Linked DNA regions of Homo sapiens: region 1 is linked to region 2. The links are chromatin loops, found by intact Hi-C in ENCODE. Cell type or tissue: tibial artery. All regions are shown on one strand. Each heading gives the region's core, and the rest is flanking DNA. Links, peaks and the distances in the headings are about the cores only. Region 1 holds the start of CST8 (cystatin 8). Region 2 holds the start of CST9L (cystatin 9 like).

Region 1 (15,689 bases), core at 4,034-12,033, 78 kb after region 2:
AGAGGACAGGCTTTTGGTGATTATGTGTTGTCCAGTGTGCCTGCATCAAAAGGCCAGAAGTCAATGGAGCCCTTGAGATAAGAGTGGTCTTGACAACATCCTTTCTGCAGGATGAAGGATGAGAAAGAAGCTCAGAGGGTTCCACCACGTTCCGTGGCCCTGGATCTTCTGCTATAAAGGCCACAGGGTTGGCTATCTGGGGCTAAACACTGGGAGCCACCCAGACCTCAAAGAGAAGGTCTGCGTGCCTCAGCTTTCTCTCTTGGGTTCAGAGCTGCCTAGGCCGTCACAGATGAGTGGTTCATCACCTACCCTTTTCAGCTTGGAGTTTTCTTGAATGGCGCAGATTTCATTAGTGCTTAAAGGCTTTCTGCAATCGCTGCGGGCAATTTCTACATCAATAAGGTATTCCAGAAGATTTGTGACCTGTTGGTTAGCAATTATGCAATTTTATTCAAAAGAGTTGTACTTTTTTAAAGTTTTGACAAAAAAAAAAAATTACTCTTACTCTCGTCCTTTCCTCTTTCCTTCCTCCCTCACCCCCAGACAGAGCTTTAGCGGAAGGCTAAGATGCCCACTGCCTGGAGCCCTGTGTACAACAAGATCAGTCAGGACTCCATAGGCTCCTGGAGCTGGACACTTGAGTAAAGACTCCTCTCCAGTTTGTCACCTCCTTGAAAGCAAGGCCTTCTCATTCCATTTCCTGTCCCCAAGCCCAGGGCATGCTGCATGCTCAGTGAGGACTGAGAGGTGAAAGGTGGGCTCTTCAGAACCATCAGCTCTCCTGGGCCTGAGATGCTCAGGTTCACACAGGCCTGACCAGGGGACAGCCCCCTCAGCCACATTAGGCCCCAGTCCCTCAGATTCCTGTGAAACCTCCCATCCTCTGGGGTTTCCCCACCCAAAGCCCCTCCCACCAGCTCAGCACACAGTCCATGAGGACCCATGCAGGCATGAGTTTGCCTGTCTTGTTCTCTGCTGAGTCTTTAGTGAGTAGAACAGCAGTAGGTTTATAGCAGGACATTAGTATTTGTTGAACTCATTAGTGACTGAATGCAATCAAGGCTACTTGTGATGTCCATTTAAATCTGTTTTCATCTGGCATTAAAGGATTACAGCAGGAGATGAAGGAGTGTCTGCTAGTTGGGTCCAGGTTCACCTGGACTCACCTTTATCAGATCTTTTCTCATGGCTAGCATTCTATCTGTCTCCCAACCTTAGCAAATACATGAACATTTGATTTGCAGTTTGGGGTTTAAATGAGTTAATCTATGCGAAGGACTTAGAACAAAAGCGCAAGCGTTTGTAGAAAGTGCTCTGTGTGTTCACTGCCTTATTGATGCTGTGGAAGTGTCTAGGCTCTTAAGCATTCACATATTTAGGATTTTTGCATAGTGATATTTTTCTTATATGCCCACTCTTTCAGTCTGGCTTCAACTGTGCCACCATATGCAAATGTCCACCTATATGGAAAGACACCTTTACCTGAAGCTGGGCTTGCAGTGTCTTGACCACCAGGAAGACATACTTGTCCTCGCTCTCTTTGTTGTATTCTTGCATGGCAAACCACAGACACTGCTTCACGTTGGCATTTGAGGCATTGACGGGTTTTAATTTCCTCAGCACCCCTGTCTCATTCTTTTTTGGGTCTTTCCTGGCCACCAGGGCCAGGGGAATGGTGAGGAGGATCAGGGAGAGCCACCGGCACCTGGGCATGGTCCCTTGGGCAAGAGGCAAAGTCGACTCTCCTCCTCGTCGTCTCAGGGCTGGAGCTGTGGGCAGGATGGGGTGGCCGCAGCTGCTGCTGTGGGTTCAAGAATCTTCGAGCCACACACTGCCTCCTGTTAGCGTCAGCCCAGCTGGATTCAAGACAGGCCATTAGGGTCACTCTTTGGGGTTTGTCCTCTCTTTCTCCATGGAAACCCACCCAGGAATGCCAGTTAAGGAGTCTCTCTACCAGCCTCCCCTCCTTACCCTGAGAGCAATCTGTGTGTCTAGGGAGAGTTCCTCTCCCCTTCGGCCCCAGTGTGTCTATGCCTACCCCTGTGAGCGTCACTCTTGTTATCTGCTTCTCAGTCCTGTATGATGTGATCATGAAAACTGTGGCTGCCCCAGAGGCCTTGTGGCCTCAGCCCTTGGTGGACTTTCAGCCTGCTGTGCCTGCAGCTCCTTCTTACTCCCTGTGGAGCTGGGAGCTGACCTGACCAGTGGTTCTCCTAGGTCTTCAGCACTCTTAGTTCATGCCTGTGGCCCAGTCAAGGGTCTCTGTGGGTCCTGGTCTGCGGTCTCTCTTGCCCCTCTGAGTCCACGCCCTGCAGGGAGGTTACGCTTTGTGATGTAATTCAGCACCTGTGTCTTGTCCCAGTGAGGACATCTCCCACTTGCCAGCCTCCGGCCTTTGGTCTAAACAGCTCTCACAGGGGCACAGAGAGCAAGCAAATGCCTCCTGCTGTGCCCTCAGAGTCAGGGGCCTGCAATGGTTAATACTGAGTGTCAACTTGATTTGATCGAAGGACACCAAGTATTGATCCTGGGTGTGTCTGTGAGGGTGTTTCCAAAAGAGATTAACATTTGAGTCAGTGGGCTGGGGAAGGCAGATCCACCTTTAATCTGGTGGGCACAATCTAATCAGCTGCCAGCGAATATAAAGCAGGCAGAAAAACGTGAAAAGGAGAGATGGTCCTAGCCTCCTAGTCTACATCTGTCTCCCATGCTAGATGCCTCCTGCCCTCGAACATCAGACTCCAAGTTCTTCAGTTTTGGGACTCTCAGACTGGCTCCCCTTGCTCCTCAGTTTGGCAGACAGCCTGTTGTGGGCCCTTGTGATCATGTAAGTTAATACTTAATAAACTCCCTTTTATATACATATTATTTATATATATAATTTATGTATATTTTATATATATATAATTTATATGTATATTTTATATATATACAATTTATATATATATTTTATATATATAATTTATATATAATTTTTATATATAAATTATATATATTTTATATATAATTTATATATATAAATTATATATATTTTATATATAATTTATATATATAAATTATATATATTTTATATATATAAATTATATATATTTTATATATATATAATTAATATATATATAATTTATATATATATTATATATATAATTAATATATATATAATTTATATATATATTATATATAATTAATATATATATAATTTATATATATATTATATATAATTAATATATATATAATTTATATATATATTATATATATAATTAATATATATATAATTTATATATATATTATATATATAATTAATATATATATAATTTATATATATATTTTATATATATATAAAGGGGAGTTTATTAAGTATTAACTTTATATATATACACAACCATATATATCCTATTAGTTCTGTCCCTTTAAAAGAACCCTGACTAATACAGGGCCCCTCTGGCATCTTCTGCCCACCTGTGCCAATGACTCTGGCTTCCTGAATGCCTGGCCTCTGAACTCCCTTGGCTTGGGCCAACAGTAACCCCCTGCCCTGTCCTGCCAGGGTAAGGGTCACGTGGCCCACTCTGATGCCCAGGCCTGGCCCTTAGTGGGAGGAGGGGGGCACGCACCTGTTAAGCTCTCAAAGCTTCTGCTTTTCTGTGAAAATCCCAAATCAGTGTCCAGAAAGTTCCTGGTGAGGCAGAGAGGTGAGCATTCTTCCTAGGCTGCAAAGATCAATGGGTTCTATGAGCAAGGGCAACGTACAGAAAACACATATGGGGCAGGAATCTGTCAGGCAGGTGGCAAAGCATTGCAGACTACAAATGCATTATGCTGTATTTAAACTTTCTCCCTATGACTAGATTCTTCAGTTTCTCATTTTCAGCTGTTACAAACAGTATTGCAGTGAACAATCCCTTTCCAATATCTTCATGATGTTACACAAGTGTTTTTGTAAAATAAAAGACTAGATGTAAAATTGATGCAAAGCTTTACGCAAATTTAAATTTATTATTTATTGCCAAAATGTTCGTCACTTACTAATTATATATTCATGATTTTCAAATCCTGCTGCATGTTAAAAGTACTGACGGAGATTTAAAACACCAGGGCATACCTAACTGATAAAATCAGAATCTCTGGAACAGGGTCCAGGAAGCCAGCTGTTTTTAAAGTTCCCCAGGGGTTCCAATCTGCAGCCAAGTTTGAAAATCAGTGTAGTGGATCTGCACTTCCTGATATTAATGTGCACATGAACCACCTGGGACTCTCGTTAAAATGTAGGTGCTGAGTTTGTGGGTCTGAGGCAAGGCCTAGATTCTGCATTTCTAACTAGCTCCCCATGTGATCCAAATTCTGCTGATACTCAGATCCCAGTTTGATTAGAGAAGTATTGACCTGTGACAATCCCTGCTTCTTCATATCTTTGCCTTCAGCCTAGCCTTTCTTCATGGAATAGATGATTATGTTCCGTTTATTTGATTTGTACTATTTGTATTATTGGTCAGGGTTAACCATGTTTTCATAGAGACTCACTGAGTCTAGGAGCACCTGATCTGGGCCCCAGGAGGCATGTAGAGCAGACTTCCCCTTGGTGAGGCCAGCTGTGACACCCTGAAGCAAAGCCAAGCCTCCTGGACAAGCCAAGGAGAAGTCAGCCTGTAGACCTATGTCCCTGAAAATGAAGCCTTACTGTAGTTAGCTACAGGATAGGGGTGGTTTGTTATGCAGCACTTCTGGGCCAACAGCTGACTGCTACACACACATTCACTGAATCAAAGCAGTATTTCTAGGTTTTAGACTTTGGAGAAGTATGTGGTGGTGGTTGTTAACTAGGTAAAAGATCCAAATCGTATATCTTTAACACTTTTATGCTCCTTTGGCCTTCACAAGCATCCACACTCACATGCACACACACACGTGCACACACACACCATCATCATGTTGATATTACTCAGAAATTTTTGATTTGGGCTTTCTCTGAACATACTCAGAGAGCTGCTCCAGTTACTTTGCACACTTTTCAAGCAGGAGTAAATCCTCACTGCTGCATGCTATCAATTATGAGGCTGTTTCTTACGTAGCACAGCTTATCTATACCAAACCTTTATACTTGAGGTCTTTTGTTTTCCTTTAATTTTAGAAAATATATCTCCATAATTTCTTCAAATATTTCCATCTTTTTATTTTTCTTCCATTTTGAGATTTCTATGGTCTTTTGGGGGAAGTAGTTGCAGGGCTTTTTGTTTGTTTCCAGCTTTATTGAGGCATAATTAACAAATAAAAAGTTATATAGAGGGTGCACGTGTGATGCTTAGACAGATAGATAGCAAAATGATTATCACAATCAAGCAAATTAGCATATTCATCCCCTCATATAGTTACCTTTTTTTTAATGGTGAGAACAGCTGTGATCTACTCCCTTAGCGAACTTCAAGTATACAATACATTATTATTAACTGCAGTCACCATGCTGCACATGAGGTCTCCAGAACTCATTCCTCTTACAGTTGAATGTTTGTACCAGTTGACCAATATCTCCCTCTCTCCTCACCCCCAAGCCCTTGGTAATCACCATTCTCCTCTCTTTCTATGAGTTTGACTTTTTATTAGAGTCCACATATGAAGGAGATCATGCAGTACTTGTCTTTCTGCATCTGATTTATTTCACTTAGCATAATGTCCTCAAGGTTTAAACATGCAGTTGCAAAAGGCAGAAAACCCCATAGCCTTGGCCCAAAAGCTCCTTTAGCTGATAAACAACTTCAGCAAAGTTTCAAGACACAAAATCAACTTACAAAAATCGCTGGCATTCCTATACACCAACAATAGCCAAATCAAGAGCCAAATCAGAAAGGCAATCCCATTCACAATTGCCACAAAAAGAATAAAATACCTAGGAATATAGCTAACCAGACAGGTGAAAGATCTCTACAGTGAGAATTACAAAACACTGCTCAAAGAAATCAGAGATGACACAACCATATGGAAAAATATTCTATGCTCATGGATAGGAAGAATTAATATTGTTAAAATGGCCATACTGCCCAAAGCACTTTACAGATTCAGGGCTATTCCTATCAAATTACCAATGCCATTCTTCACAGAATTAGAAAATCAATTTTAAAACTTACATGAAGCCAAAATTCAGCTCAAATAGTCAAGGCAGTGCTAAATGGGAAGAACAAACCTGGAAGAATCAACCTGACTTCAAAGCATATTACAAGGCTACAGTAACTAAAACAGCATGTTACTGGTACAAAAACAGACACATAGACCAATGCAGCAGAATAGAGAGCCCAGAAATAAAGCCATACACCTACCACCATCTGATCTTTGATAAAGCTGACAAAAACAAGCAATGGAGGAAGAACTTCCTATTCAATAAATGGTGCTACGATAACTGGCTAGCCATATGCAGAAAATTGAAGCTGTACTCCTTCCTTCCACCATTTACACAAATGAATTCAAGGTGGATTAAGGACTTAAATGTAAAACTTACAACTATAAAAACCCTGGAAGATAACCTAGAAAATACCATCTGGACATAGGCTTTGGCAAAGATTTCATGATGAAGATGCCAAAAGCAATTGCAACAAGCCAGAAATTGACAAATCGTACTGTTTAAACTTAAAAGCTTCTGCACAGTAAAAAGAAACTATCAACAGAGTAAACAGACAACCTACAGAATGGGAGAAAATATGTGCAAACTATGCATCTGACAAAGGTCTAATATCCAGAATCTATAAAGAACTTTGTTTAAATTTACAAGAGAAAAACAAATGACCCCATTAAAAAAGTTGGCAAAGGACATGAACAGACACTGTTCAAAAGAAGACATACATGTGGCCAGCAAGCATATGAAAAAAAGGTCAATATCACTAATCATTAGAGAAATGCAAATCAAAACTACAATGAGATACAATCTCACACCAGTTAGAATGGCTATTACTAAAAAGTCAAGAAATAACCGATGCTGGTGAGGTTGTGGACAAAATGGAACACTTATACAGTGTTGGTGGGAGTGTAAATTAGTTCAACCATGGTGGAAAGCATATGACTATTCCTCAAGGAACTAAAAGCAGAACTACCATTTGACCCAGCTATCCCATTACTGGGTATATACTCAAAGTAATATAAATAATTCTATCATAAAGACACATGCATGCAAATGTTCATTGCAGCACTATTCACAATGGTAAAAACATGGTCTCAACCTAAATGCCCATCAATGACAGATTAGATAAAGAAAATGTGGTACATATACACCATGGAATACTATGCAGCCATAAAAAATACAAAACAAGATCATGTCTTTTGTGGGAACATGGTTGGAACTGAAGGCTATTATTCTTAGCAAACTAACATAGAAACAGAAAACCAAATACTGCATGTTCCCACTTACAAGTGAGAGCTAAATGATAAGAACTTATGAAGACAAAGAAGGGAACAACAGACACTGGGGCCTACTTGAGGATAGAGGGTGGGAGGAAGGAAAGAACCAGAAAAGATAACTATTGGGCACTGGGCTTAATGTCTGGGTGATTAAATAATCTGTACAACAAACCCCCATAACACAAGTTTACCTATGTAACAAACTTTCACACGTACCCCCCAAAATAAAATGAAGTTTAAAAAATTTAAAAAAAGAATAACTTTAAAAAATGCTTTTAATAAAGCAATTTTGACAGTCTTCCAAAATTGGAATCTACCTGCATTCATTTTCTGTGGCTGCTGTAACAAACTACCACAAATCTGGTGGCTTCAAAAAGCACAAATGTGTGATCTCACAGTTCTGCAGGTCAGAAGTCCAAACTGGCTTTCACTGGGCTAAAATCAAGGTATGGGCAATGCTGTATTTTTTTTGGAAGCTCTAAAGGAAAGTGCATTTCCTTCCCCCTCCAGTTTCTAGAGGCTGACTAAATTTCTCAGCTCATGGTCTCTGATGGTTAATATTATGTGCCAATTTGACTGGGCTGAGGAATGTCCAGGTAGCTGGTAAAACATTATTTCTGTGAGGGTATGTCTGTAAGGACATTTCTGCAAGACATTAACATTTGAATAGGTGACAGAGCAAAAAAAGATCTGCCCTCACCAGTGTGGATGGGCATCATTCAATCCATTAAGGGCCAGAATAAACCAAAAAGGTGAAGGAAAGGCAAACACATTCTCCCTGTTTGGGCTGGGACATCATCTTCTCTTGTCGTCAAACATCAGAGCTCTTGGTTCTTAGGCCTTCAGGCTCAGACACCACCAACAACTTCGGTCGTGTCTCTAGCAATGATTCCAGAAAGAAGGTTTTCGGACTCAGTCTGAATTACACCACCAGCGTTTCTGCTTCACCAGCTTGCAGGTGGTTGGTCATGGAACTTCTCAGCCTCTGTAATTGTGTGAGCAAGGGCCTGCAATAAATATATAAATATGCTATTGCTTCTGTTTCTCTGGAGAACCTTGACAAACACAGTCCCTTCCTCTATATTCAAAGCCAGGTGTGGAGTATCTTCAAACGTCTCTCACTTGCTCTCCCTCTCTCACTCTCTGCTGCTTCTACCATCACATCTCTATCTCTGACCCTGATTCTGACCCTCCTGCTTCTCTCTTATAAGGACCTGTGTGTTACATTGGGCCTGCCCAGATAATCCAGGATAATCTCTCCATTCCAAGATCCTCAATCACACCTAAAAGCTCTACATGCAAAATACATTTACCCCTCCTCAACATTCAAATAGTCTCAACCCTTCATACCACCATACCAGGAGATTTGGGATGGGCCATGTAACTCCCTGAAAGTAGACTTTTGACCCCACTGGTTGTCATCAACTCCTGTTACTGAAAGAAATCTTGCACTGTCCTGTTCTTTCCCTGGGGCCCTGGTACCTGAAGTCTTAGAATTTGCTGCCAGTTTCTACAGTGAAAAATTGCTTCAAAACAAGAGCCAACCTGTAGCCGCTAGTCACTCAGGAGTCTCACGTAGTTTTGTTTTGTTATTCTTTGATGGTCACTAGAATTTAAGTTTCCTTCTCATTTCTATAGTCTCTCTAGCATTGATTTCAGAAAGAAGCCAGCAGCCCGTGCTAGTTCACCATCTTGACAGGAACTGGAGGCCACAGGGGATATGAGCATGAAAATGGCCCTGAAGCTAAGTGAGCAGTAACCACAGGAACAAAAGCAGAGTTGAATAAGCAGAAGAAACTTCAGCTTATCCGTCCAAAGGCACATCACTAGGAGAGTGTACAAACACAAAATGAGAAAATACAGTAAACAGAAAGGTTTGAAAATAACAGAGAAGATATCTAGCATAATGGTAATAAAAATACCTCAGTAAATAAAATATTGAGACTTACAGATTGGAATTTTGAAAAAGACCCACAGCATAGTGTCTATAAAAGACTCTCAAAATGAAAAGATGCCCAAAATATTTTTTTAAAAAAGGTTGGGAAAATGTTTAGGAAAATCTGAAGCAAAAAAATAGACTTTCAATCTTAATATATTACAAAATAGAACTTAATGCAAAAAATAAAGTAATAAGAAACTGTGGTAGACAGAAATCTTAAAACAACAACAACAAGATATCCCCTCAGGGATACACACTCTGTATAATCTCCTCCCCTTGATTGTGGGTAGGACATAGAAATACAATGAAATATCATTGCTGGGATTAGGTTAGGTTATATGGCAAAGGTGACACTATTTTGTAGACATAATTAAAGTCTCCAATCCATCGCGCTGAGATACTATAAAGGCATATTTCCCTGCATGGACCTTACCTAACCAGTGAGTCTTTAAAGGAGAATCTAGAAAAGAGTTATACTTTTGGAATGTCAGAGTGGGGAACTCCATGGACCCATTCACCCATGTAAATGCAGGAAACCTAGGCTATGAAAAACAATCTTGAAAAATAACAAAGTTGGGAGACTTATACTTCCCAATCTCAAAACTTACTATAAAGCTACAGTCTTCAAAAAGCTGTAGTACCAACATAAGGATATATATAGAGATCAATGGAATAGAATTGAGAGTCCTAAAATAAACGCATATGAGCTTGGAGGAGGACCCCAAGCCTCAGATGAGTCCCCAGTCTTGACTGACAACTTGATTTCAGCATTATAAGACCCTGATTACAGGACCCATATAAGTCTGACTCACACAAATTGAGAAACTCAGATAATAAATAGATGTTTTAACCTTCTAAGTTTGTGGATATTTGTTACATAGCATAGATAACTAATATAGGAACAAAAATAAACAAAGGAAAAAATAGGACAAGAAAATACAGTCATCAAAACATTTATATACCATCATTGCAGTCTAACACATATCTAGCAAAAAATAAGAGAACTGCAGAAAAAAAAGATAAGTGACCAACGTTTTATTTGATAGTCCTAAAGCCAAAAATTGATAGATCAAGAAGCCAAAAAATAAGCAGAGAGGAAAAGACTTGAAGAGTACTCTAAAAATGTTTAGTATAAAATGCCACATCCCACATTAAAAATTATAAAATTAAGGATTTCTGACCCACGGAAGACATAAGAAGTCAATAGACAAATGACAGTATAGATGAAGACATTGGCCATGTCTGAATTAATATGTAGAACAGAAAATCAGTGTGAAGATAAACTTCATGGCCAATAGAAAGTCCTGTGTTTCTCAAAATCTGTTGTGAAGGGCCAGGTTTTTTTCACATCTCCAATCAATTACAGACTGTATTTTTAAAATATAAAACTAATTTGAGGTTATGTATGATTTAGATGGAATTTTAGATTTTTCTGTCTGCCACGCACAGGATGTAAGCAGGGGACATGTCTGTGTAAAATATAGACCATTGCAGAGATAATAGGTATCATCATTTAAAAAGCAGCAGAACTCTTCAAGCGGGGTGCAACCAGGAGGCTGGAAGAGGAATGGGAGGAGGCCATTCAGGGTCTGTGGAGCTCAGAGAGCAAGTGGGGCAAAAGATGAGTATGGTATGGCTGGAGACCAGACAAGGGGTTTTCATGACAGACAGATTGGTTACTTTGATCTGCTGATTGCATTCCTGGGCTGACAGGAGAAAGGAAATAAACAATAGCAGCTTTTGTAGTGGGTGATTTTCTTTTGAAAAAAAAATAGTATTTGGGAAACATCAGACAAATGAGATAAGTGGCAGTTGCAAGTGTTCCTAAGCCTTTGGTTTGTTCTTTACTGAATGCCTGTGGATCTGTGGGGTTGGAAACTCAAGAGTTAGAAGGGCAGTTGGTGATATGGGTAGTGGAATCGTTTGGCCCTGAGGTCAATTTCAGAAAATCCCAGTAATTAACCACAAAAGTAGCTCAATGCCCTAATATGAAGATGGGGAGGGGGCTGTGGTGAGGGTTAAAGGAGATGATTTCGGTGACACATATTTTACAGTGTTGGGTGTGTAGGGATGTAGTTCTGTGTCTCTTCAGCCTCCCTCACTCCAATGCTGAGATTTTAATTAAGTCTTAATTTTAGGAGGGGTCTCAGCAAATGCATTCCAAAGAGCCCTGCTCCTTCAAAACAGGTCACTCGATAAGATGTAGAAAATATTCGGGGTTTGACATAGATCTAGAATTTAGAAATATATGTCAATTTTGTGTACTATAACTTTCAATATGTTTACTTCCTACTTATTCAGGCCACTTAATGACTGACCCAAATCCAGAGAGGTTTCTCCAGGAAACAAGATGGACTCCTGGATTCTGGCTGATCTTGGATATTGACACATTATTCAAAGCTCTACTGGTTTGAGGTCATCATATTACTAACAAAAGTGGCAGGCACAAAATTTACTAACCCTACCAAAGCTGCTTGCATAGCTCATGGCCACTGGGCACCATCAACAGTGAAATCCGCAATAGGGCTATGTTTTCAATTTCTATGAGAGCCGGAACTAAAGAACACAGGCCATGGACAAAATACCCAACTGCAGTAAACACAATTTCTAAAATATTGGAGTACCTTAAAGAACCACTTCACAGCCATAGCCCCAAGCACCGAACACCTGAGGACTCCAAGTATTTATGATTTAGGCCCAAATTTTCTGTTGCAATACAGATAGGGGTAATGCTTGGTCCCTAAGAGAAATATAAAATGAAACCAGTGGGATTTTGTGTGGATCAAGGTAGAAAACAACTGGCTTATTGTGAAAAAGAGCAGGATGCCAGGCCTTCCTTGTGAACTTGGAATTAAAGGTAAAGGTGCTTCCATCAGCAAGCAATGCTGACCAGAGCTCAGGGAGGGTGTGGCTGTGCTTGTCCGGAACAGTAGGCATGGGGTCCATAAACAAGGGCTCCACCCCTCCCAGCCTGAGTGCTCTCAAAGCCAAGGGCCAGCAATTGATTGGTTTTGCTAACCATGCAGACATCCCCTTGGTAATATAAATATGCCCTATCAAATTATGGAGGGATGTTGCACACAAATCCTGCACAGAAGTTGGCCGAAGGACCAAAGCTGCCACATCTTTTTGCCATGACAGATGGAGCTACCCAAAGCTGTTTCTGAAAATTCTGTCCCATAAGCCCTATGGCAAATTCATGGGAATGAGCTATCCAGGAAAAAGGCAGACTTCTTACCAAGAAATATTCAAATCACCCCCCAAACCAAGGATGGAGGAGTAAAGACTCCCTAGCCCTTCTGTTCGGGAAGACTCCTCCAGAAACTGTTGCACTGTCTCTTTGCCCAATGCATGTCCCCCCACCACACCATCCCCTCATCTCTCTGCCCCTCCAAGGCTGATCCCCCACCAAGACCCCAGCAGAGAGGACTGCTTGTCAGGATGGGTGTCTGTCACCACAGTGCTTCTCCCAGGGGCAGTGAGTGATGCTGGCAGCTATGAAGCCCTGGCTGGGTCCCAGATAGGTAACACAGGCATCAGGAGCAGGTGTGGGCATGCAGACTGGAACTGCCATCTTCTGAGCTCTGGAGAAGACATCTGAGCTCTGGAGAAGACATCATTGTGATTCATGCAGCCCTCGGTGTCCACAGAGGGCAGAGCCTCCTGTCAGCTTCAGTGACCTTCTCTGATCCCTAGGCCTGCGCCTGGCCCTTCTGCAGAAGAGCCACCCTCTGTGAGCCTGTTCCTGAGATGGAAACAGAAGGGTCATGTGTGGTTAACAAAATTGTCTGCATTCCTTTAGAGTGGATGGATGATGGCATAGAGAAATGGAAGGATGAATGAATGAATCAGTGCATGAATGAAGGAACAGATGGATGGATGGATGGATGGATGGATGGATGGATGGATGGATGGATGGATGGATGGATCGATGGGTGGATGGATGAGTACACCAACCAACTGGTGGGGGGCTCCTACATGAACTGCCTCAAATCAACTGGGGAGTTTGGTTTATTCAACAGTCTACACCTGCAGCCAAGGTAACGATGATAATGAATTCTCCCTTGCTTATCACTGCCAGAAACATCCATGGCAAATAAATAATAGGAAAGAGTGCAAAACTGTTCACAGACCCAGAAGGAGCTAAGATGTCTTTAATTCTGCTAGTGCAGCATAGGCCTAGAACTACAAACTTTCATACTCTAGAGGAAGAGAGGACTTCTGCTGCAAAAAATCAGGGGCTCTGCCACCACCTGTTTCCACATTACAGGTGATGTTTAGGAGGTTGAACTGGGAAAACCAAGGTCGGGCATCCATGACAAATGTGCAGTATACCTGAAAAAAAATAAGTATAACATATAAATTAGAAAAATGTAATGCACTGAGAGCATTTAGCATGTAGTAGGGGGTCAAGATGTATTAAAAACTACAAAAAATGAAAAACAAAAACAGTCATCCAGGAACAGGGCTTGAAATGCCCAAGCCTCCACCAGGACAAGGGGCACAGGTGGCTGAATGCTCCCACCTGAGCCTGGGGATTCCTGAAAGCATGCCTGATTGGGCCATCACCTGACCCCTGAAGCATCGTGTCCACTCACAATCTCCCTAGCACACATGATGCTGGATGAACGGCTCCCACCCTGTGTGTTCTAGGGGAGAGAATGAACTTCCCAAGGGATGGTCCCTCTGGGCACCCACCAACTGAGCACAGCAGTTGACAGCAAGCCTGCAGGTGGAAGGGCGAGACCAGCCCTGCTGCTCCTGTAACTCTGATTCAGAGCATCCTCAACCTCTGAGCTCACATGGGTCATGTATGGGTCATGGGAGGATGGTGTCAGAACTCAGACTGACTAGGACACATCCTTACCACACAGGAACTAGAGGGACAGGTTGAGTGACCGGAGAAACTAGACAGTCCTGCAATCCCCAACAACAAAATAAGAGTGAGGACTGCATGGAGAACATCATCTACCTGGATCTCGAGGGTCTCAGGAAGGTACTGGCCTGGGGAGCAAAGTGAGGGCTTGGTCTGGGGACAAAGGCCATGTAGAATCTGCAGGTGCCTGCTATGTCCAGTCAGCCATGCTGTAGGCAGAGGGATCTCCCTGGCACTGAGGCCAGGCTTTGTCTGCTTACATGCCAGCCTTCTGCCTTCACTGAGGGAGCCCTGACACCAGGTGGGAGAGGGCTCAGGGACCCTCATTCTGCCCCAGGATCACCTCTGATGACCTTTCTAAGCCTCCTCCCAAAGGCCCACCTTGATATTACTATCCATTCCCGAGAGATTCATGATGCTTTGGGGTTGATTTTATTCTCAAACCTTTTTCTCTGCTGAGCCTTCTTGCAATGGGCAATTGTCAATGTCTTCATCATATTTTTTACAAATTGTGAGGCCCATCTCCAAATCTGTTAAAAATATCATTGTCTGAACTCAAACAAATTTACAAGGAAAAAACAAACAACCCCATCAAAAAGTGGGCGAAGGACATGAACAGACACTTCTCAAAAGAAGACATTTATGCAGCCAAAAAACACATGAAAAAATGCTCACCATCACTGGCCATCAGAGAAATGCAAATCAAAACCACAATGAGATATCATCTCACACCAGTTAGAATGGCAATCATTAAAAAGTCAGGAAACAACAGGTGCTGGAGAGGATGTGGAGAAATAGGAACACTTTTACACTGTTGGTGGGACTGTAAACTAGTTCAACCATTGTGGAAGTCAGTGTGGTGATTCCTCAGGGATCTAGAACTAGAAATACCATTTGACCCAGCCATCCCATTACCGGTTATATACCCAAAGGTCTATAAATCATGCTGCTATAAAGACACATGCACACGTATGTTTATTGCGGCATTATTCACAATAGCAAAGACTTGGAACCAACCCGAATGTCCAACAATGATAGACTGGATTAAGAAAATGTGGCACATATACACCATGGAATACTATGCAGCCATAAAAATGATGAGTTCATGTCCTTTGTAGGGACATGGATGAAATTGGAAATCATCATTCTCAATAAACTATCGCAAAAACAAAAAACCAAACACCGCATATTCTCACTCACAGGTGGGAATTGAACAATGAGAACACATGGACACAGGAAGGGGAACATCACACTCTGGGGCCTGTTGTGGGGTGGGGGGAGAGGGGAGGGATAGCATTGGGAGATATACCTAATGCTAGATGACGAGTTAGTGGGTGCAGTGCACCAGCATGGCACATGTATACATATGTAACTAACCTGCACATTGTGCACATGTACCCTAAAACTTAAAGTATAATAATAATAATAATAAATCATTGTCCACGTCTGTCAAGAAGAATTATACAAACAGTTGCTAAGTGTTTTCTTTTCATG
Region 2 (15,689 bases), core at 4,535-12,534:
TACCTCAAGAAGTAAAAGATGTCTACAAAAAAACTATAAAGCATTAATGAAATAAACGGAAGAGGAAATTAAAAACTGGAAAGATATTTATGCTCATAAATTGGAAGAATTAATGTTGTTAAAATGTCAATACTAACCAAAGCTATCTACAATTTCAATGCAATCCTTATTCAAAATGTCAATGACATTCTTCACAGAAAAGGACAAAAAAAATATCCGAAAATATGTATAATACCACAAAAGACCTCAAATAGCCAGGGAAATCCTTAGCAAAAATAACAAGGCGGGGGACATCAAAATATACCTGACTTCAAATTGTAGTACAATGATACAGTAACCGAACAGCATGGCACTGGCATAAAAACAGACACATACACCAATGGAACAGAATGGAGAACCCAAAAATAAATCCACATGTTCACAGCCACCTCATTTTCAACAAAGACGCCAAGAAAACCCATTGGAAAAGGAACAGTCTCTTCAATAAATGCTGCTGGAAAAACTGGATGATCATAATGCGGAAAAGTGAAGCTAGACCACTACCTCTCACTATATATACATTAAAAAAAACACTATATATATAAAACACTATATATATAAAAAAAACAAAAATTGATTAAACGCTTAAATTTAAGATCTGAAACTATGAAACTTCTAGAAGTATTGGGAAAACATTTCAGGACATTGGTGTGGGCAGACTTTTTAGGTAAGAACTCAAAATCATGGCAACAAAAACAAAAATAAACAAACAGGATTACATCAAGCTGAAAAGGCATTGCACCACAAAGAAAACTGTAAATGGGGCTTACTTTCAGGTCCCTTTGTATGCCTTATAATTTTTTTTGGAAAACTGGTTATTTAAATATTAAATTGTGTTAACTCCAGGAGTCTGAGTCTGCTTTCTCCCTAAGATTTGTTGTTGCTTGCTGTGGATTGTAGTTGTGTCTTTGTTTAGTGACTTTTCTAAACTATTTCTGTGAAGAGTGTGTTACTTGTTACATGTGGTCAAAGTCACTAAACAACTGTAACAACAACAACAACACCCTTCCAAAACTAGCCCACTTGGTGTGTGTATTGGGGCACACCTTCAATGCGTAGGCCACTCACACCTCTGTCCTAGCCAAGGTTCCTTGCTTGTGCTGAGATTGGAAGTCAGGCAGAGATGCAAGCTCAGGGTCACCTCAGGTCTTTCTTGACCTATCTCTTGTCTTTGAAAAGACCTAAGACACATCTATGAGATATAACTATGTCAATTTGCACCATTATTTTTGTTGTTATTATGTCATTTTCCAATCTCAGTTTTTAGGGAACCCATGAGAAGTTTTCATTCTTGTGTAACTCATGCAGTGGTAAGGAATCCTGCAGTGCTGGCTTCTGCTTCACAATTATAAGCAAGACTTTGCCAAGTGAAAAGGAAAGTGTGAATCTTGTGTCATGGATCCCTTGACTTGTGAGTTGTGTTTGATTGAAAATCTTTCTCATGTGAAAATCTTTCACAACCCAGTAGATCTCACAAATAATTTTGCAAATAGTTGTGTGGTTGAGCTGTTTGTTTGCCAAGGTTAAATAAATATGAGAAGAATGGGTCAGCTGGGTGTGATCCAGAAGACCAGTGACATTTCGACAGTGCAATGGGGGCTGGACACAGTAGCTCATGCCTGTAATCCCAGCACATTAGGAGGCTGAGGTGGGAGGACCACTTGAGGCCAGGAAAGTTCGAGACCAGCTTGGCCTACATGGCAAAACCCCATCTCTACTAAAAACACAAAGAATTAGCCGGGCATGGTGCAACACGCCTGTAATCTCAGCTACTCAGGAGGCTGAGGCAGGAGAATCTCTTGAACCTGGGAGGCGGAGGTTGCAGCAGTGAGCCAAGATCACACCACCGCACTCAAGCCTGGGCAACAGAGATTCCGTCAAAAAAAAAAAAAAAAACAACCCATGAAACAACGCAATGGGCCAGATTTCACCTGTTATCATTGCTAATCAGGACACAGGTTTCAGCTACTCTGTGTCACCCACTTCCTGGAGTCAAGGCAGAAGATCAAGATGCACATGGCTCCTGGGCAGCAGCTCCCCACACACTAGCTACTTTCTTCTGTCTGTGATGGGTGAAGTCTCCTGTGAGGAGACACTCGGGACCACCCCAGTGTTGGGTCAGGCAGCATGACTCTCTTCACCTGCAGCTGTCTTGACCTGGCCAGTGCTGTGCTAGTGTGGACAGATGCAGTGATGCTCTTCCCAGGCCTGGCCCTGCTGTGATCTGGGAACATGGTATGGGACACAGTCAGAACAGTTCTTGTAGAATCAGTCTCCCTGACTTGGGACTGAACTTTCTATTCTGTTATCTGGCAACAATGCTAGGTTCTTGCCTATATTGCAGCACCATAGTCTTCTCAGCCAAACTCAAAGCTCTCACTTTTGCATACTTCACCTGTCCTGCACTATTTAATGTTCATTCTTACAGCAACAAAATATTATTATTTCCTCTTTCAGGTTAGTTATTGCCAGGAAATTGATTTAAAAGTAACCACCTAGTATCACCTAAGTGCTGGCAAAATAGCTCACTCTAGAACACCAAGAAGGATGGTCAGATGGAGACAAAAATGATCAAGGGGCTGAAGAATGGTCCAACCTCTATCTCACTGAGGCAGAAACATGTGATCTCCCAGAGAAGTGTTTAAAAATTTGGTCTAGAATGATATTCCAGTCTAATAAAACATGAGTGTGTGTGGTGGGGCTGCAGATGTAGGGCGGTGGGCCCTGTAGAAACCTTGGCTCTGGCTCAGCTGGAACCAGGGCTGACAAGGTTTAGAAATGCAAGCAGGGCTGGGCTGGGCATGACCAGGCTGGGGCCTCAGGACTTGGGTCTCTGTCTTTCCTGCCCTTTTCTCACAATACTCATTGTCCATCCCAGGTCAAAATGGTTGATAAAAATTGCCATTTATTTTTTTCATTTTTTCCCTTGGTTCACAGAGTACAACTGTTGAGGTATTATACAACAAAAGAACAAACTGATATCTTAGTTATTTTTCTGAACAACGGAGATCCTCTCTTCGACGGGGTGAAGGAGGGGAGAGTGAGAGTCGAGATGTCCCCAGGTCTTATCTCAGTTCGCTGTGGGAGGCGAAGGCACAGAATCATCCAAGGACACCAAGCACCTGAGGACAACCAGAACCTGTGGGTTCTGAAGGAGCAGCCTTCAAAGCTAGTGGCAGAGGGTAGCTCCCCTCCTGCCTGTGGCTTGTGCTGGCCTAGAGAGTATAGGGCAGAAGGATGGCAGATGAGTGACTCCACATCCAGAGCTGCCTCCCTTTAATCCAGGATCCTGTCCTTCCTGTCCTGTAGGAGTGCCTGTTGCCAGTGTGGGGTGAGACAAGTTTGTCCCACAGGGCTGTCTGAGCAGATAAGATTAAGGGCTGGGTCTGTGCTCAATTAACTCCTGTGGGCACGGGGGCTGGGAAGAGCAAAGTCAGCGGTGCCTACAGTCAGCACCATGCTGGGCCTGCCGTGGAAGGGAGGTCTGTCCTGGGCGCTGCTGCTGCTTCTCTTAGGCTCCCAGATCCTGCTGATCTATGCCTGGCATTTCCACGAGCAAAGGGACTGTGATGAACACAATGTCATGGCTCGTTACCTCCCTGCCACAGTGGAGTTTGCTGTCCACACATTCAACCAACAGAGCAAGGACTACTATGCCTACAGACTGGGGCACATCTTGAATTCCTGGAAGGAGCAGGTTGGTGACCACGTACCCTCCTGCCCTGGCATCTGGCATGTGCTGCTCAGTGAAAAATGGGAGTGGGGTGGGGACAGGGGGTCTTATTGAAGAGTCTTGTTCACCAGTTGTAGTCCATACTTAAGAAAATACAAGGTAGTTTAGTTAGTTTTTGATTTTGAAAACATCTAAGTTAGAAATTTCAAATAATTTGATCCTAATCAACTCTCATGAAAAACATATTGTTTAATCTCCATCTTTTTATGACATTATTTAACTGAAGAATGACTTCAAAATGAGGACTACCAAGAAAATGAAGATACGGAATAAGGAAAAGGGCTGAACAGAAAATGTGAATAGAGAGAAATTGAGAAATACTTCCAAAAAATGTAATAAAAAAGAGATAATTTAAAAAATGAAAATTAAAAAAGAGAACAGTAAGGGTTCAGGAGCAATAAGAAACCCCCACCAGTCCCAAAAGACCTCTGGGTGGTCAGTTCCTCTTTGCTGATTTCCAACTTCTCTGAGCTCCTTGGTGTGTCTGCACTTAATAAACTGAAGACTGTTTCACACTCTTCCTCAGACCACAGGTCTTAATCCTAAATGTTCTCCTTTTAATGAAGTCACTACAGAATGCAATCAGGAATGCACAGTTCATCTGTGCTGTAGGCATGAACAATGAAAATAGTCACCAAGTTGAGGACTTTTTTTTTTTTTTTTTTTTGAGATGGAATCTTGCTCTGTCACCCAGGCTAGAGTACAGTGGCGTCATCTCCGCTCACTGCAAGATCCGCCTCCCAGGTTCAAGTGATTCTCCTGCCTCAGCCTCCCAAATAACTGGGATTACAGGCACCCGCCAGATGCCTGGTTAATTTTTTGTATTTTTAGTAGAGACAGGGTTTCACTATGTTGGCCAGGCTGGTCTTGAACTCCTGACCTCATGATCTGCCCACCTCGGCCTCCCAAAGTGCTGGGATTACAGGCATGAGCCACTGCACCCAGCTAAGTTGAGGACTTCTAGTTGGGTAGAGAGGCAAAAATGCTCTTCCTACCTCATTACTGAAACCTTGCAAGAAGAGCAAAAGGACCCCAACCCTGCACCAAGCTTCAGCCTCTGGAAAGACCCTGTGCAAGGCCCTGGCTGGTTCTCTGACCCCTGCTCTCTGGGCTGGAGCCTGCCACGTGGGTTCCTGGATGTGACAATTCCAGAGTCAGTTTTGGAGTTGGGGAAATGGACGGATAGGGAGAAAGGAGATGGAATGAAGTGAAACTGAAAGGAGTGAGAAGATCAAGGTGCACTTTGCAATAGGGCAGATGGTGTTTCTTTCTTTCTTTCTTTCTTTTGATATGGAGTCTCACCCTGTCAACCAGGCTGGAGTGCAATGGCACAATCTCAGCTCCCTGCAACCTCTGCCTCCCGGGTTCAAACAATTCTCCTGCCTCAGCCTCCCTCCCGAGTAGCTGGGATTACAAGCACCTGCCACCATGCCCAGCTAACTTTTGTATTTTTAGTAGAGATGGGTTTTCACCATGTTGGCCAGGCTGGTCTCGAACTCCCGACCTCATTATTCACCCACCCCAGCCTCCAAAAGTGCTGGGATTACAGGTGTGAGCCACCACACCCGGCCCCAGATGGTGTTTCTTGAAGCCATTGTCCCAAGGATGTATGCCTGTGTGTAGTGGGAGTGCTGGGTGGCATTCTTGCATTTTTTTTTTCCTCAGGTCAGGTGGAAGGTTTGACAACATGCCCTAGATGAGGCTCCCTCTGTCCCAGGGCTGAGGTTACCCTGAAAGCTCTTGGAGAGCCAAACCCCTCCCCAGGCACATAGCGCCATCCTCTGGAAATGCAGCTGCAGGTTCAGACACTGACTGAGAGTGAAACTGGGGTCTCACCATGGGAGAGTGGGAAGTGCATCTGGAAATAGGGATACATTCATGGGTGTCTGCCCTGGGGCCACCATGCCCATCCGCTTTTTGTTCTTAACTGCCCAATCTAAAGAAGATCTCCTGATGCCAGGCCCATGGGCAAGCTCCCTAATGGAGGAGAATGTTGGGACTTCTCCTACACAAATGACATCTTCACCAGCAGCTACTTAGGGGCAACAAGGAGGGTGTGTTCACATTAATCTCTCTGTGTGCAATAGGTGGAGTCCAAGACTGTATTCTCAATGGAGCTACTGCTGGGGAGAACTAGGTGTGGGAAATTTGAAGACGACATTGACAACTGCCATTTCCAAGAAAGCACAGAGCTGAACAATGTAAGACAGGACACCAGCTTCCCTCCTGGATACAGCTGTGGATGCCACATGGGGTGTGGTGTGGGCACAGGTGCAACTGACAAAGAGACTTAGAGGAGTGAGCCTGCAGCAGCCTCTACCAGGCTGCCCTGCTTGTGCCTTAGTGGGGAGCGCAGAGGGGCAGGCAGCTAGGGGTCCACTTGCAGGCTCCTGGCCAATCTGAGTTTATCAACTCTGCCCTGTCATGCCACTGCAGCTGCCTGCACCCAGGGCACATGGCCTTCAGACTGCTCTTTCCCCCTGGGGTCCCAGTCTCCTGGGTCCAGTAAGAAGTGGTCCCCTCTCTGGTCTTCCTCCCCTGCCTTCTGGAAGAACCTGGGATCTGACATCACCTCTGTCTGTGGATGCAGTTCTCAGGGTTTCCTTACCCTCCCCTAGACCCAAAAGTGGTAGAGGCTGAGAAGGAGCCCCACTACCCTCCCTCCCAGGCCCTGAGCTGAGCTGCAGCACCTGCTCTAGGGGACAAGCTCCAAGTAAAGCCTGGCTCTGGGAAAACTCTTCCTATGCTTAATCAACACCCTTATTGTAATATTAAAAAATAGGTAGCTGATTGCTTAAATCTGGGAACTGCTTCCACTGGGACAATGCATTCTCCTGCTGCTCTTGGGTGCAGGGATCACACCAGGACAGCCCGGGGTTCCCCTGAGGGCCACTGCTAGGGAGTGGGGAACATTGCACAGGCGCCCCTGGGTCAGAAAAGAGTTGCAGTTCAGCTCAAATCTCCAGAACAGCCCAGGACTCAGGCTTGGGGGCAGCACATGATAGCCAGAGGCCCCGTCTTCCCACTGCTTGACCTGGGAAAGGGCAATGTGGAGAGGAAGCCATTGTTCAGAGCTTGAGCCATGAGCTTCCTGAGCCTCCCTCACCCACTGTCCCTTCCTGTGCTTGTTCTCTCAGACTTTCACCTGCTTCTTCACCATCAGCACCAGGCCCTGGATGACTCAGTTCAGCCTCCTGAACAAGACCTGCTTGGAGGGATTCCACTGAGTGAAACCCACTCACAGGCTTGTCCATGTGCTGCTCCCACATTCCGTGGACATCAGCACTACTCTCCTGAGGACTCTTCAGTGGCTGAGCAGCTTTGGACTTGTTTGTTATCCTATTTTGCATGTGTTTGAGATCTCAGATCAGTGTTTTAGAAAATCCACACATCTTGAGCCTAATCATGTAGTGTAGATCATTAAACATCAGCATTTTAAGAAACTTTGTGTGCTGTAGTTCTCGATAAAAGGGGCTGGGTGTTTGATGGAGTTATTCTCACCAGGGCAGACAAGTAGGATCTGGGTAGATGGACTCCTGAGCCAGCTCCAGGTGGCACAAGTGGTACATCTGAGCTGCTGTCTCAGGGATCACGGCCAATAACCCACGTGGCCAGAGGTGCAATGACTATCTCCTCTCAGGCACCTCATGTGCCTGGATAAGCTCAGACATGGTGTTGGGCTCCCCTGGTCTTGTGGCCTCTTCTCTTGAAGAGTGGCTCACATGCCTTTCCTGATCCTCAGCATGTTGGTGGGCAGAAGAAAGACTTCTAGGCTCACCCTCGTAAAATGGTCCTGATGTGTGAGGCAGCAGCATCTTTGGAAAATCTCTTAGAAATGTTGAACCTCAGGGCCTCCCCGCCTTTGGAAAATAAGTCTGCATTCTCGCAAATCCCCAGGGGTTCATGAACCTGGATAACAACATAAGAAACATGAAAGAACAGCATCAAGTAGGATGGAAGTTATATAAGATATGAAGGTATAGGATTTGTTTAAGAAACAAATCAAGACCAAGATACTTTCTCCCAGAGGAGAGGGATTTCCCAGTATGGGATGTGCAGATGCATGGGAGAGGTAGGAAGGGAGTGAGAGGGCTTCAGACTTAGCAGAGGATTAACTAACTGCTTAACTTCTGAACCAGCCTAGGTAGAATGAAAACCTTCAGGAATATAGGAATTAAATTGCCCACTTTTCAAGTTAAATTACATAGGACATTTTCACAATGTTTATTATAATAAAAATCCTTGGAGTGATGTCAATAAGGTGGCAGAATAGAAACTTTCCACATTCATCCCTTCTCAAATACCTCAATTTGAACCTAACTATACATAAAATATCCTCACAGGAGCTCATCAAACCAAGTGTCAGATTGCAACACTTGGGTAGCACAGAAATAAGACTAAAACATTGAAGAGTGCAGTAAGGAGAGTTTTATACAACCCACATCACCTTTCCTCTCACTCCAGGCTATACACTGTGGACAGAAACATCCCCTACTTGAAGGAAGGAGAGGGAGTATTGAACTTTGCCTCAGACCTCAACACTGCACCTACCACAGTAAAACCAGTGCCAGGCAGTCCCACAGGACCCCAGCCTTCAGGCTGGCACCATGGTCCAAGGCTACAGCCCCACCCCAACACAAAGACAGCTATTGTGGTCCCAGATTTCAGGCCAATCCCAGCACTAGGCTAGCTCCTACAGATACAGGCTCCAGGCTGGCTCCTCAGAGCCAGCCTTCAGGTCTAACCCAGCACCTGTCCAGTTTCTAAAACCCTTGAATTCAGGTCAGCACCAGAAGACTGAGCATACAAGCCTGCATATACTCAAGACCATCCCCTGTGATCCTGTGCTCCAGTAAACCCAAAGATCAGGCCTATCTCAAAAGTTTCCACTGCCAGTCCAGCCTCTGCAAACCCAGGTTCTAGGATTTCCCTTGCACACCCAGGTTCCAGGCCAGCCCACACAGTCCCAGGACCCAGGCCTGTACCCACACATTCAGCCTTCAGGATGACAACAGATCTGAACCAGGCCCTGTGTCCCAAGCTCCAAGCCAGTCCTCATGAATCTAGCCTCCAGGTCAGCATGCACACATCCAGCCTTCAGCCTGGCTTCTGTAGCCCTATGCACCAGACCAGACCTTGCAGACCCAGGTTATAAGACTCCCCTGCATTACACTGCCCCAGGACCCAGGCTGGTCCCCAGAGCACCAGGCTCCAGTGGACCCAAGATCCAGACATGTTTCAGTGTACCCTGGGTCCAGAACCACACCAGTAGACTCCTGCACAAGCTTTCCCTGTGGACCAAGGCTCAAGAACCACCCCTGTGGACTCAGTCTCCAGGACAGCTTCTGAAAACTGAGGACCCAGACCTATAGCCATGGACCCTGGCTCTTGGATTTCCCCAGGGCTAGGCTAGAATCTGTACACTCAGGCTCCAGTTCCATCACAGACACCACGCCCATCCCAGCACCTGGCTGGACACTGCAGACACAGACTCAGGACTTCCCCAGTGCCAAGTCAGCCAGGATTCAGGCTTGCCCAGTTAATTCAACTTCCTGCCCAACCACATGGAAAAAGGCTATAGAACCATCACTGCAGACCCAATCAACAGGTCAATCCTGGTGAACCCAGGCTGCAGGCCCAACCCTATAGAACCAAGCACCAGGTGAGCCTGCCCAAGAACTCCAGCAACAAGCTTACCATGGACCATACCAGATGCCTGCCCAGAATTCTGGACAGGATGATTGGTGAAGGGCTTTTCCTGTCAAAGTCAGTCTATATTGGAACAAGTGCCTACTTGAAATGCACAGTCACCTACACATGGCCATAAGGATTACAAACAATCAGGGAAACATGACACTACCATAAAAATAAAGCACCAGTAAGTTACCCTAAAAAAATGGAGATTTACAAATGTCTGACAAAAAATTCAAAGTAATTATATTTCAATGGTCAGTGAGCTACAAGAGAATATCAAAATATACATAAATAAAATCAGTAAAAGTGAACACAGACAAAATTATAAGATCAAAAAAGAGAGAAACCACAAAAAAGAATCACACAAATTCTGGAGCTAAAGACACAATGAACTAAACTGAAAAATTTATTCAAATAACTTCAACAGTAGACTTGATTAACCAGAAGAAAGGATCAGTGAGATTAAGACCAGGTCATTTGAAATTACCCTGTGAGAGAAACAAAACAAAACGCACAAAAAGAGTAAATAAATTCTACAGGAATTATAAAAAACTATCAAGCAAACCAATGAATGCAATACAGGTGTCCCAGAAGGAATACAGAAAAAGAAGAGGCAGGAAACATCTTTAAGTAAATAATGGCAGAAAATTTTTCAAATCTGGAGCTATAAATTAACATACAGATTCAGGAAGCCCAAATAACCCTAAATAGATTAAATATAATGTGACTTTTACCAATGCATTATAATACAATTTTCAACTGCCAAAGGCAAAGAGAATTTTGAAAGCAGCAAGAAAATATCAACTTGTCACATACAAGAGAATCTTTATAAGATTATCCTCTGATTTCTCAGCAGAGACCTGAAAAGCCAGGACAAATCTGAATGATACATTAAATAAACTGAAATAATTTTTTTAATTGCAAACCGATGATACTATACCCAACAAATCTGTCATTCAGAAATGAAGAACAAATAAGAATTTTCCCAGACAAATTAAACTGTGGCAGTTCATCACTACTAGACCTGCTTTAAAAGAAATGCTGGCCTGGCATGGTGGCTCACACCTGTAATCCCAGCATTTTGGGAGGGCGAGGTGGGAGGATCATGAGGTCAGGAGTTTGAGACCAGCCTGGCCAACATAGTACTGAAATACAAAAATTAACTTGGCGTGTTGGCAGGTGCCTGTAATCCCAGCTACTCTGGAGGCTGAGGCAGGAGAATTTCTTGAATGCAGGAGGCAGAGGTGGAGGTTGCAGTGAGCCGAGATCACACCACTGCACTACAGCCTGGGCAACAAGAGTAAGACTCTGTAAAAGAAAAAGAAAGAAAGAAGAAAGAAAGAAAGAAAGAAAGAAAGAAAGAAAGAAAGAAAGAAAGAAAGAAAGAAGGAAAGAAGGAAAGAAGGAAAGAAGGAAAGAAGGAAAGAAGGAAAGAAGGAAAGAAGGAAAGAAGGAAAGAAGGAAGGAAGGAAGGAAGGAAGGAAGGAAGGAAGGAAGGAAGGAAGGAAGGAAGGAAAGAAGGAAAGAAAGAAAGAAAGAAAGAAAGAAAGAAAGAAAGAAAGAAAGAGAAAGGAATGCTGAAGAACATTAGGGAATAAAAATCTCCCTAGTGAAACTAAGTACATACTGACATTCAGAATACTCTAATACTATAACGGTAATTTGCAAATCTCTTATATCTTCTGTATGAAGATTTTAGGACAAAACTCTTTGAAATAATAGTAGCCACAATGATTTGTTAAGGCAGTGGTCCCCAACTTTTTGGCACCAGGGACCTGTTTCATAGGAGACAATTTTTCCATGGACTGGGGGGTAGAGGGTACGGGATGGTTTTGGTAGGAATTTGTTCCACCCCAGCTCACCAGGCATTAGTTAGATTCTCATAAGGAGCATGTAACCTAGATCCCTCTCACGTGCAGTTCACACTCCTATGAGAATCTAATGCCACTGCTGACCTTACAGAAGGCAAAGCTCAGGTAGTAATGCTTGCTCAGCCACTGCTCACCTCCTGCTGTGTAGCCTGGTTCCTAAAAGGCCACGGACCAGTACCAGTCTCCAGTCCAGGGGTTGGGGAACCTTGTGTTATGGGATATACATATTAAAAGATGTAAACTGTGACATCAAAATGATAAAATGTTGGGAGAAGAGTGTAGAGTTTTTCAGTGTAATTGAAGTTAAGTTATTGTTGGTCCAGCATAGCCTGTTTTAACTATAACATATTTTGTGTAAGCCTCATGGTACCGAAAGCAAAAACCTATAGTAGATAAAGAAAATATTAGAAGTAAAAATTCAAGCCAGGCACGATGGCTCATGCCTGTAATCCCAGCACTTTGGGAGGCCAAGGCAGACAGATCACGAGGTCAGGAAATCGAGACCATCCTGGCTAACACGGTGAAACCCTGTCTCTACTAAAAATACAAAAAATTAGCCAGGCATGGTGGCGGGCACCTGTAGTCCCAGCTACTTGGGAGGCTGAGGCAGGAGAATGGCATGAACCCGGGAGGCAGAGCTTGCAGTGAGCTGAGATCACGCCACTGCATTCCAGCCTGGGCGACAGAGCGAGACTCTATCTCAAAAAAAAAAAAAAAAAAAGAAAAGAAATTCAAAGCGTACTACTACATAAAATCATCTAATCACAAAGGAAGAAAACAAGAGAGGAAGAATGATAAAAATCTACATAACAGCCAGAAAACAATTATCAAAAGGGCAGTAGTAAGTCCTTACATATCAATGGTTACCTTGAATATGAATAGATTATAATCTTTAATCAAAAGACATGGAATGGCTGAATGGATAAACAAATAAGATCCATGTCTATGCTGCTTACAAGAGATTCATTTTACCTTAAGTGTATGAATAGGTTGAAAGTAAAGGGATGAAAAAAGATATTCTATGCAAACAAATCAAAAGAGAGCAGAGATACCTATACCATATCAGATAAAATAAACTTTAAGTCAAAAATACTTAAATAAGACAAAGAAGATCCTTATAATAAAAGAACTGATTCATTAGGAGTATATAAGAATTATAAATGCAAATACACCAGACATCTATCTGAGCACCTAAACATATAATTCAAGAGTTAATAGATTTAAAGGGAGAAGTAGACTGCAAAACAATAAGAGTAGGGAACTTCTGTATTCTACTTCCCACTATGAGCAGATTATCCAGACAGACAACAATAAAGAAACATTATAATTTAACTATTCCCTGGACCAAATGACCTCACGGATATGTACAAAACATTCCAGCCACCAGAAGTGGAATATACGTTACTTTCAATTGCACAAACAACAATCTCCAGATACATTTTACAATAGGCAAAAAAATTTTCAAATTTAAGAAGAATGAAATCATATCAAGTGTCCTTTCTGACCACAATGGTATGAATCTACAAATCAATAATAGAAAGATTTTTTTTAAATTTACAAATAATGTGAAAATTTAAAGACGTGCTTCTGAATAATCAATGGGTAAATTAATAAATTAAAAGGAAAATTTGAAATTATCTTGAGACAAACAAAAATAAAAACACAACATACCAAAACTTATAGAATGCAGCAAAAAGTGGTTCTAAGAAGGAAATTTATAGCAACAAAAGTCTATATCAAATAAGAAAAAAAACTCAAATAAACATCCTAATATTGCACCTCAAGATGCCAGAAAAAGAAAAACCAGACACCACAAAAACACACCTAAGTACATAGGCCATTGACACTGTAAAGCAAATACACAATCAAGTCTGCATGATAAACAGCTAACAACATAATTGCAGGATCACATCCACACATATAAATATTAACCTTGAATGTCAACAGGCTAAATGCCCCAATTATAAAGGCACAGAGTAGCAAATTGGATAAAAAAGCAATACCCAATGGTATGCTGTCTTCTAGAGACCTATCTCACATGCAATAACACCAATAGGCTGAAAATAAAGGGTTGGAGAAAAATCTATCAAGCAAACAGAAATCAGAAGAAAGGAGGGGTTACTAGTCTAATTTCAGACAAAACAGACTTTAAAGCAGCAACATTCAAAAAAAAACAAAGAAGGGCATTACATCATGTTAAAAGATTAAATTCAACAAGAAGACCTAACTATCCTAAATATATATGCACCCAACACAGGAGCACCCAAATTCATAAGACAAGTTATTAGAGACATACAAAAAGACTTACATAACCACACAATGATAGTGGGAGACTTCAAAATCCATTTGACAGTATTATACAGATCATCAAGGCAGAAAACTAATAAAGATATTCAGGACCTGAACTCAACTGTCAACCAAATAGACCTAACAGATATCTGCAGAATTCTCCACCCCAAAAAACCAGAACATACATTTTTCTCATCTGCACATGGATATACTCTAAAATTGACCACAAAATTGCCATAAAACAATTCTCAACATATTGAAAAAACCAAAATCATACCAACCACACTCTCAAACCACAGTGCAATAAAAATAGAAATCAATACTAAGATCACTCAAAACCATACAATTAGATGAAAATTAACCAACCTGCTCCTGAATGACTTTTGGGTAAACAATGAAATTAAGGCAGAAGTCAAGAAATTCTTTGAAACTAGTGAGAACAAAGATACAACATACTAGAATCTCTGGGACACAGCTAAAGCAGTGTTAAGAGGAAAGTTTATAGCACTAAACATCCCAATCAAAAAGTTAGAAAGATGTCAAATTAACAAGCTAACATCACACCTAGAGGAACTAGAAAAACAAGAGCAAACCAATCCCAAAGCTAGCAGAAAACAAAAAATAACCAAAATCAGAGCTAAACTGAATGAAATTGAGATGTGAATTACACAATCAGAAATGACAAAGAGGACATTACCTACAACTCCACAGGAATACAAAAAGCCCTCCAAGACTACTACAAACACCTCTATGTACACAAACTAGAAAACCTAGAAGAAATGAATAAATTCCTGGAAACAGACAACCTCCCAATATCAAACCAGGAAGAAATTGAATCCCTGAACAGACCAATAACAAGTTCCAAACTTGAGTCAGTAAAGAAAGCCGACCAATGAGGAAAAGCCTGGGACCAAACAGATTCACAGCTGAATTCTACCAGATGTATAAAGAAGAGCTGGTACCATTTCCACCGAAACTATTCCAAAACATTGAAGAAGAGAGCCTCCTCCCTAACTCATTCTATGAGTCCAGCATCATTCTGATAACAAAACCTGGAAGAAACCCAACAAAAAAGGAAAACTTCAGGCCAATATCTTTGATGAACATAGATGCAAAAATCCCCAACAAAATACTAGTAAACCAAATCTGGCAGTACATCAAAAAGCTAGTCCATCACACTTAAGTAGGCTTTATCCCTGGGATGCAAGTTTGATTCAACATACACAAAGTGGTGGATGTAATTCATCACATAAACAGAACAAAAAATATATAAACCCAAATGATTATCTCAATATATGCAAAAGAGGCTTTCAATAGAACCCAACATCCATTCACGTTAAAAACTCTCAATAAAATAGGATTGAAGGAACATAGCTTAAGATAATAAAAGCAATATATGACAAACCCACAGCCAACATCATACCGAATGGGCAAAAGCTGGAAGCATTCCCCTTGAAAACCAGCATAAGACAAGGATTCCCTCTCTCTCACTCCTATTCAACATAGTGTGGGAAGTTCTGGCCAGAGCAATCAGGCAAGAGAAAGAAATAAAGGGCATCCAAATAGGAAGAGAGGAAGGCAAACCATCCCTGTTTGCAGATGACATGATTTTATATCTAGACAATCCCATAGTCCAAAAGCTCCTTCAGCTGATAAACAACTTTAGCAAAGTTTCAGGATACAAAATCAATGTACAAAAATCACTAGCATTTCTATACACCAACAAGAGCTAAGCCAGGAGCCAAATCAGGAACACAATCCCATTCACAATTGCCATAAAAAGAATAAAATACCTAGGAATACAGCTAGGATCTACATTGTAGATCTCTACAATGAGAACTACAAAACAATTCTCAAAGAAATGAGAGATGACCCAAACAAATGGAAAAATATTCCATGCTCATGAATAGGAAGAATCAATATTAATAAAATGGCCGAACTGCCCAAAGTAATTTACAGATTTAATGCTATTCCCGACAAACTACCAAAGACATAATTCTCAGCACTAGAAAAAACTATTTTAAAATTAATATGAAACCAAAACAGAGCCTGAATAGCCAAGG

Evidence for each region. A loop is a pair of places that touch in the nucleus more often than their neighbours do. Peaks named below come from ENCODE experiments on the same cell type or tissue, not always from the same donor. Only the 100,000 strongest peaks of a DNase experiment are listed, where the experiment ranks them.
Region 1: a loop joins it to region 2, with 2.0 times the contacts of the local background. A loop is called at or near these places in 3 of 110 quality-filtered maps.

Annotation. Positions count from the first base shown.
Region 1 is chr20:23,477,695-23,493,383 of GRCh38, reverse strand. It overlaps CST8 (cystatin 8), which reads right to left and starts at 2,267. Exons shown (of 4, transcript NM_005492.4): 1 at 2,042-2,267; 2 at 1,486-1,859; 3 at 313-426. The coding sequence starts at 1,716. It also overlaps the pseudogene CST12P. RefSeq lists an enhancer at 2,303-2,803. In tibial artery, for the core only: no CTCF peak of the experiment used is centred there; no DNase peak of the experiment used is centred there.
Region 2 is chr20:23,556,258-23,571,946 of GRCh38, reverse strand. It overlaps CST9L (cystatin 9 like), which reads left to right and starts at 3,463. Exons shown (of 3, transcript NM_080610.3): 1 at 3,463-3,736; 2 at 5,860-5,973; 3 at 6,910-7,215. The coding sequence starts at 3,497. The coding sequence ends at 6,999. In tibial artery, for the core only: no CTCF peak of the experiment used is centred there; a DNase peak (open chromatin) is centred at 8,406.